Regions from separate parts of the Homo sapiens genome. Here region 2 is linked to region 1. Evidence: chromatin loops called from intact Hi-C (ENCODE). Cell type or tissue: Caco-2. All regions are shown on one strand. Links, peaks and the distances in the headings refer to the core of each region. The heading gives the core; the rest is flanking DNA. Region 1 overlaps ATL3 (atlastin GTPase 3). Region 2 has its middle 20 kb from the start of SLC22A8.

What was found. Peaks named below come from ENCODE experiments on the same cell type or tissue, not always from the same donor. Only the 100,000 strongest peaks of a DNase experiment are listed, where the experiment ranks them.
Region 2: a loop joins it to region 1, with 14 times the contacts of the local background. A loop is called at or near these places in 31 of 110 quality-filtered maps.

Annotation. Positions count from the first base shown.
Region 1 is chr11:63,633,488-63,637,880 of GRCh38, forward strand. It overlaps ATL3 (atlastin GTPase 3), which reads right to left. Exons shown (of 13, transcript NM_015459.5): 9 at 2,720-2,847; 10 at 2,047-2,103. It overlaps LNCROPM (lncRNA regulator of PLAAT3 mediated phospholipid metabolism), which reads left to right. Exons shown (of 4, transcript NR_199012.1): 2 at 4,004-4,248. Among named protein-coding and RNA genes, the nearest start is that of LNCROPM, 19 kb to the left of the region's middle. In Caco-2, for the core only: a CTCF peak has its summit at 2,547 (motif pointing left); a DNase peak (open chromatin) is centred at 2,544.
Region 2 is chr11:63,033,511-63,037,903 of GRCh38, forward strand. No RefSeq gene overlaps it. Among named protein-coding and RNA genes, the nearest start is that of SLC22A8, 20 kb to the left of the region's middle. In Caco-2, for the core only: a CTCF peak has its summit at 2,356 (motif pointing right); no DNase peak of the experiment used is centred there.

The sequences.
Region 1 (4,393 bases), core at 167-4,166:
CTTCGCCTCCTGAATGCAAGCCATCCTCCTGCCAGTGCGTGCCACCACGCTTGGCTAACTTTTTAAGTTTTTGTTTTGCAGAGCTAGAGTCTCCCTATATTGCCCAAGCTGATGTTGAACTCCCAGGCTCAAGTGATCTGCCCACCTCAGCCTCCCAAAGTGCTGGGATTACAGGAGTAAGCCACCACACCTGGCTCCATTGCTCCAACTTTAAGAAATAGATGTGAGTCAAAAAAAAAAAAAAAAGAAGAAGGAAAGGTTGGGCGTGGTGGCTCACGCCTGTAATCCCAGCACTTTGGCACTTTGGGAGGCCGAGGCTGGCGGATCATAAGGTCAGGAGTTCAAGACCAGCCTGGCCAACATGTTGAAACCCCATCTCTACCAAAAACACAAAAAAATTAGCCAGGCGTGGTGATGTGCGCCTGTAGTCCCAGCTACTCAGGAGGCTGAGGCAGGAGAACTACTTGAACCCAGGAGGTAGAGGTTGCAGTGAGCCGAGATCACGCCACTGCACTCCAGCCTGAGCAATAGAGCAAGACTCTGTCTCAAACAAAAAAAAAAAAAAAAAAAAGGAAAAAGCCGGGTGTGGTGGCTTACGCCTGTAATCCCAGCACTTTGAGAGGCTGAGGTGGGAGGATCACTTGAGTCCAAGAATTCAACACCAGCCTGCTCAACACAGCTAGATCCTGTTTCTATTTAAAAAAAAAAAAAAAAAAGAAGAAGAAGAAAAAAAAGGGGGCTGGGCGCGGTGACTCACGCCTGTAATCCCAGCACTTTGGGAGGCTGAGGCGGGCAGATCACGAGGTCAGGAGATCGAGATCATCCTGGCTAACACGGTGAAACCCTGTCTCTACTAAAAATACAAAGAAATTAGCCGGGCGTGGTGGCAGGCGCCTGCAGTCCCAGCTACTCGGGAGGCTGAGGCAGGAGAATGGCGTGAACCCAGGAGGTGGAGCTTGCAGTGAGCCGAGATTGTGCCACTGCACTCCAGCCTGGGCAACAGAGCAAGATTCCACCTCAAAAAAAAAAAGGAAAAAATTATTTGCAATGTCAATCCCAGGCTCTAGCTCCCTTTATGAAAATTTTCTGCTACAAAATAAATCAACACTTGGCAATAAATCCCCTTATGTTCAACATATGAAAGTCAAAAATTATGTTTTAACCAAATGACATTCTAGTTGCAAATTAAAAACCTGATTAGTGAATAGTAAACAGGTGTGTCAGGACATGTTCCACTAAAGTAAATAACAGGTCAGGCACAGTGGCTTACACCTGTAATCTTAGCACTTCGGGAAGCTGAGGCAGGCACATCGCTTGAGCCAAGTTTGAGACCAGCCTGGGCGACACAGCAAGACCACATCCCTATTTTTTTCTTTTAATTAAAAAAATTATAGCCAGGCATGGTGGCTCACCCCTATAATCCCAGCACTTTGGGAGGCCAAGACGGTCGGATTGCTTGAGTCCAGGAGTTGGAGACCAGCCTGGGCAACATGGCTAAACCGATCTCTATTAAAAAATACAAAAATTAGCCAGGCATGGTGGTACATGCCTATAATCCCAGCTACTCGGGAGGCTGAGGTATAAGAATCACTTGAACCCAGGAGGTGGAGGTTGCGGTGAGCCAAGATTGTGCCACTGCACTCCAGCCTTGGCAAGAGTGAGACTCTTGTCTCAAAAAAATAATAAATTAGAAATTATATAAAAATAAAAAAAATAAACAACAGATGACAAGAACTTGCTTGTCTAACATGGTGGGTATGTTTCAACCACGTATAATAAACTGTGCTTCCCAAAGTGTGTTTGGTGAAAAGACTAGGCCCAGTGAGGAGAGGCCATTTCGTTTTAACTGTACCACCATGAATACAAACAAGTGAACTAGAAAAGGTCGCCACACTACTGCAAAATGTGCTAAAAAAAAATTAACAGACCTCAGCATGATGAAAAAGGAGAAAAAGTGCATTCTCTTCCTAAAGAACTCTGCTTATTGTATACAGGTCAACTCAAGTAATTTAAGGGTAGCGTTTAGGATGTCAAATCATTGTTTACCTGAAGCATGGACTTGGGGTGAGGCAGATCTTCTCCTTGATAAATTTTAATATATGCCTTAAAATATAAACATAAAAACTGCTATAAAATGTTATTCAGTCATATCTTACTCATATTTAATTTTTAGAAAGTGACCATACAACTGCATTTTCCTAAAGACTTAGGTCAACAACCAGGAATTAGCAAAAACACACCACACACCTTTGAGTGCATGTTAGCATTTTTAGTTAACTAAAAATGTTCTCAAGCAGCACAAGCCTACAGAGGCTAGGATTCCCATCCAGCTCCCCATGCACGCTGGCCTCACCACTACCTGTGGGCAGAGTGACCATCCGCCTTGAGGTAGTCGTGTCACATCTAGGTGCCGTCTCCTCCTACTCACAGCAACTTCCTAACCACCTCCTGTCCACACCATCTTCCTTGAGGAACAATCTTCCTTTAGTCACAGCTAATTGCTCCTCTAAGAGAGTGCAAAGAACATCCATTTGGTTCTTAGACCGATACTGCCACCCAATGGCCCACTCCTGGAAGGACACCAAGGTCTCTGAAAATGCCTCTCACCATCTCCCCCAGAAAATTTTTAAGTTTCAAAATATTTAAATTCAAGTTGATTTACGAGTGAGATCAGCTTTACCAAAAATCAAACATTTTAATAACTAAAACCCATATTTACCTTAAAATACTCCAGTAGTCCCCGACAGGTGACCTTTGAGCCATTGATCTCCTTTTCCATTAACTTAGATGGGTTTAATACATACGGTATCAGTGCCTGTAACTGCTCTTTGAATTCACCAGCAATATCTGTTCACAGGACGACAAAGAAGGGAAAAATAAGCCAAACAGCCTTATTCAACCAAGGTGAACACACAATGCAGTCTTCCCAGTCTAGTGCTTTTAACATTGGTTGTTAAAAGTGAGAGAGAAGCCGGGCACGGTGGCTCACGCCTATAATCCTAGCACTTTGGGAGGCCGAGGCAGGTGGATTGCCTAAGGTCAGGAGTTCGAGACCAGCCTGACCAACATGGTGAAACCCCGTCTCTACTAAAAATAGAAAAACTAGCCAGGCGTGGTGGCAGGTGCCTGTAATCCTAGCTACTCAGGAGGCTGAGGCAGGAGAATCTCTTGAACCCAGGAGGAGGAGGTTGCAGTGAGCCAAGATTGCACCATTGCACTCCAGGCTGGGAAACAAGAGTGAAACTCCATCTCAAGAAAAAAAAAAAAAAAGTGGGAGAGAAGAAGGGGTCTGAGACTATGTTTTGACACTTTCTGGCTATGACCAAGTTGCTGACAGATCTCTGTCCCAATGTACCTTCATTTTTCTCCTTCCCCACTGTAGTAGAAAGTCTTCTCTAGTTCAAAATAGAATACTATATATGCAGAATATCTTTACCTTGGTTTTCATTCTGGGATATCTGGTCTACTCCCTAGCCTTTCAAGAAATTTCACTTTTTAAAGAATTTGATGGCCGTGCGTGGTGGCTCACGCCTGTAATCCCAGCACTTTGGGAGGTCAAGGCGGGTGGATCACGAGGTCAGGAGTTCCAGACCAGTCTGGCCAAGATGGTGAAACCCCGTCTCTACTAAACATACAAAAATTAGCCGGGGGTGGTGGCGGGCACCTGTAATCCCAGCTACTCGGGAGGCTGAAGCAGAGAATAGCTTGAACCCGGAAGGCAGAGGTTGCAGTGAGCCGAGATCGCACCACTGCACTCCAGCCTGGGCAACAGAGTGAGACTCCATCTCAGAAAAAAAAAAAAAGAATTTCATTAACAGGGTCTTCAACAAGTCAATTTTCAACCTCTCAAGTTGTCTCAGGCCTTTGCCATGCCCTCACACTACTACTCCTTTAAATCAATTAGAAATCACTGGTCATTGATTTATTCTTGTTAATTTTTTTAATGTTAAAAGAAGTAGAAGTACCTGTGCCTCATTATATTTATTTTCTATTATCTCCTCAGAGACCCTCGGAACCACCCCAAAATGAAAAGACCACTAACTCAAGAAAGGTGACAGATTCTCTGCAGCTTCTACAAGGTTCCCACAGAGGGATCAGTACAGCCATTAAATAGAGCTCTTTCCTCAAAGTAAGAATTATTAGCTGGTCCAACTATGAAGACACAGGAGAATTAAAATACAGAAAAGCTGATTTACATAATCTTCTAACATCTTCCTGGGTTCCCAGCTATACACTGAAAAAAAGCAGGTAGGAGCCCACATCAAATAAGAACTCTTTAATACTCCACCAACCAGACTATAATATGAAAAATGAAACTAAAATTTCAAGAAAGCATGGGAAAAATACTTTATAACCTTGCAGTGAAAAAGTATAAAAGTATACATAACAGGCC
Region 2 (4,393 bases), core at 231-4,230, 600 kb before region 1:
GCTTTAATGTTTTTAAAAACTTTTGACTCTAGGGCTTGCCTGATGGGTTAAAGGCTGTCCCAATTTTAGCCGCAGGTCAGTTGTTTCACCTGCACCCTTCTTTGCCCTCAGGTATGGATTAAGAACCTGGAGGCTGGAGGGGTTTTTCCTTTAGCAAGTGTTCCTATGACAAAATACTGAGCTGTTGACTGGGGCTGGGAAGAGGGGATATCCTTATCCCCTGTAGAGGGTTTATTCCAAGGTGTCTCTAAAGCCTCTTGGGCTTTATCTCTATGTTAAAACTCTCTTTTGGGCTTTTGGGATGTGGACTGACAGACCCTGCATGCCTGGAGGATGCTGGGCCACTGGGAGCTGGCTTATCTTACTCTGTTCCAGGCTAGGGACCGAATAAGCTCAATGAGCTGTTTGCACAGCTGCAATGTTTCCTAGAAGAGGGCTTCTTACCTGGTTCCTGAATCAAGAATCATTTCAGCGTTAGGTGGGATCCATCCAGACCAGTCATCTAGACAGTTCCTTAAATTGGGATTTTATTTTACTTTTATTTATTTTTTGAGATGGAGTCTCTCTCTGTCCCCCAGGCTGGAGTGCAGTGGCGCCATCTCTGCTCACTGCAAGCTCCGCCTTCCGGGTTCACGCCATTCTCCTGCCTCAGCCTCCCGAGTAGCTGGGATTACAGGCACCAGCCACCACGCCCGGCTAATTTTTTGTATTTTTAGTAGAGACAGGGTTTCACCGTGTTAGCCAGGATGGTGTCGATCTCTTGACCTCATGATCCACACGCCTTGGCCTCCCAAAGTGCTGGGATTACAGGCGTGAGCCACCGCGCCCGGCCAATTGGGATTTTTTTTAAGCAAAAAAAGAGGATATTTTGAGAATGATGGAACTCCTGGTCTGAAATGAGAACTATATATAACTCCTGGATTTTTTCCTTTCCCTCAACTCCCCGGCAATGGATTGAATGTTTGCGTCCCCCACAAATTCTTATGTTGAAATCCTAACTCTCAATAGGACAGTATTAGAAGGTGGGGCTTTTGGAAGGTAATTAGATCTTAAGAGTAGAGACTTTAAGAATAGGATTCGTGCCCTTGCATGAGAGCCACAAATAGCTCTCCAGCCTTCTGTCTGCCATGTGAGGAGACAATGAGAAGACAATAGTCTTCAACCTGGAAAAAGGCTCATACCAGAGCCTGACCAAGCTGGCACCTATCTCAGATTTCCAGCTTCCAGAACTGTAAGAAATCCATTTCTGACTTTTATAGGCCACCCGTATATTGTATTTTTATGGTAGCAGCCTGAACAGACTAAGGCCTGTTGGCTTTACTTTCACAATGGAAACCAGTCTTTTCACTCCTCATTCTCTGCTGCTTCCTTTCTAATTCAAGCTACCATCACCGCTCCTCCGGACCCGTACAGTCATCTTCCAGCTGGTCTCCCTCCTCCATCCCTGTCTTGTACAATCCATCTTCCACCTAGAAGCCAGAATGGTGTTTTAGAAACCTGAATCCAAGCATGTTATCTCTATGTTAAAACTCCCTAATGCATTTAAAAATCTCCACAATCTGGCCCGCGTTTACCTTTATCTGACACCACTCGTGTTGATTTTTTTTCTTTTTTGAGATAGAGTCTCACTTTATCACTCAGGCTGGAATGCAGTGGCTCGATCTCGGCCACTACAGCCTCCACCTCCTGGGTTCAAGTGATTCTCCTGCCTCAGCCTCTTGCTGTAGCCGTGATTACAGTGCATGCCACCAAGCCTGGCTAATTTTTGTATTTTTAATAGAGACGGGGTTTTGCCATGTTGGCCAGGCTGGCCTTGAGTTCCTGGCTTCAAGTGATCTGCCCGCCTCTGCCTGCCAAAGTGCTGGGATTACAGGTGTGAGCCACCGCGCCCAACCTCGTGTTGATTCATTTCTTGTTATTGTCTTTTCCTTTGCCCACACTTACCCTCCTCTCCCCTTAGAATGTACACCTTTGAGAGAAGGGACCTTGTTTGTCCCAATCATAGAGACAGAGCTGTGCCTGGCACTTGGTGGATGCTCAATCAATATGTTTACAATGCAAATGGCAGAGAAGAAATTTAGGCAAGCAACCGTGGGTTTTCTGTATTCAGTTCTGATACCGACTTTCAGTTCTTTTCACCAAAGAATTGGCAAGAGTCCTGAGCCAGGTGCTGGAGGGGATGATTGGGACTTCTCTTCCAGGCTCTGCAGATACCCTTTTGCATGTCCCAATATTGTTCTTTTCACACACCGATCCATGCCTTGGTGGCTCTTTTCACATACAGCTTTCATTCTTGCCAATGTAGTTATGCAACGATTGTGTCAAGTACTGGAACATTCCACTAGAGGGCAGTAGAATATAGTGTTCAGAGTTAGGGATCTGAAGCCATTGACTGCCTTGCCATCTATTCCCTTCCAGGAATCATTTTGGAGAGAGGGCAGCGATCATTTTGAACCATGATGATATGAGGGCAACCACCTAGGGATGGTAGAAGAGCAAGCTGGATCAAATGGCCATATAACACATAAATCACTATGGTTAAGAACTTAGTACCCCCTGCCATTCCTTCCTGCCCCCTACAGGTAGGCTGCCTGGGTTAAAATAGGAGGGGGAGGGAGGAGATGTACATTACTGCTGCTCACATCCCATTGTCCGGAAAATACTGCTTGCTGAGGTGTCATATGGCTACACTTTCCTATAAGAAAGACTGTGAAATGTTGCATTTTTTCTTGGTGGCCAAAAATCTATTATGGAAGAATGGGAAAATGAATATTGGAAGTTAACTGGCAATTTCTGCCACAAATTCTTTTTTTTTTTATTATTATACTTTAAGTTCTAGGGTACATGTGCACAACGTGCAGGTTTGTCACATATGTATACACGTGACATGTCGGTGTGCTGCACCCATTAACTCGTCATTTAAATTAGGTTTATCTCCTAATGCTATCCCTCCCCACTCCTCCCACCCCACGACAGGCCCCGGTGTGTGATGTTCCCTTTCCTGTGTACAAGTGTTCTCATTGTTCAGTTGCCACCTATGAGTGAGAAGATGCAGTGTTTGGTTTTTTGTCCTTGCAATAGTTTGCTGAGAATGATGGTTTCCAGCTTCATCCATGTCCCTACAAAGAACATGAACTCATCCTTTTTTATGGCTGCATAGTGTTCCATGGTGTATATGTGCCACATTTGCTTAATCTAGTCTATCATTGTTGGACATTTGGGTTGGTTCCAAGTCTTTGCTGTTGTGAATAGTGCCGCAATAAACATACGTGTGCATGTGTCATTATACCAGCATGATTTATAATCCTTTGGGTATATACCCAGTAATGGGATGGCTAGGTTGAATGGTATTTCTAGTTCTAGATCCCTGAGGAATCGCCACACTGACTTCCACAATGGTTGAACTAGTTTACAGTCCCAACAACAGTGTAAAAGTGTTCCTATTTCTCCACATCCTCTCCAGCACCTGTTGTTTCCTGACTTTTTAATGATCGCCATTCTAACTGGTGTGAGATGGTATCTCATTGTGGTTTTGATTTGCATTTCTCTGATGGCCAGTGATGATGAGCATTTTTTCATGTGTCTGTTGGCTGCATAAATGTCTTCTTTTGAGAAGTGTCTGTTCATATCCTTTGCCCACTTTTTGATGGGGTTGTTTGTTTTTTTCTTGTAAATTTGTTTGAGTTCATTGTAGATTCTGGATATTAGCCCTTTGTCAGATGAGTAGATTGCAAAAATTTTCTCCCATTCTGTAGGTTGCCTGTTCACTCTGATGGTAGTTTCTTTTGCTGTGCAGAAGCTCTAGTTTAATTAGATCCCATTTGTCAATTTTGGCTTTTGTTGCCATTGCTTTTGGTGTTTTAGACATGAAATCCTTGCCCATGCCTATATCCTGAATGGTATTGACTAGGTTTTCTTCTAGGGTTTTTATGGTTTTAGGTCTAAGATTTAAGTCTTTAATCCATCTTGAATTAATTTTTGTATAAGGTATAAGGAAGGGATCCAGGTTCAGCTTTCTACATATGGCTAGCCAGTTTTCCCAGCACCATTTATTAAATAGGGAATCCTTTCCCCATTTCTTGTTTTTGTCAGGTTTGCCAAAGATCAGATGGTTGTAGATATGTGGCATTATTTCTGAGGGCTCTGTTCTGTTCCATTGATCTATATCTCTGTTTTGGTACCAGTACCATGCTGTTTTGGTGACTGTAGCCTTGTAGTATAGTTTGAAGTCAGGTAGCATGATGCCTCCAGCTTTGTTCTTTTGGCTTAGGATTGACTTGGCAATGTGGGCTGTTTTTAGGTTCCATATGAACTTTAAAGTAGTTTTTTCTAATTCTGTGAAGAAAGTCATTGGTAGCTTGATGGGGATGGCACTGAATCTATAAATGACCTT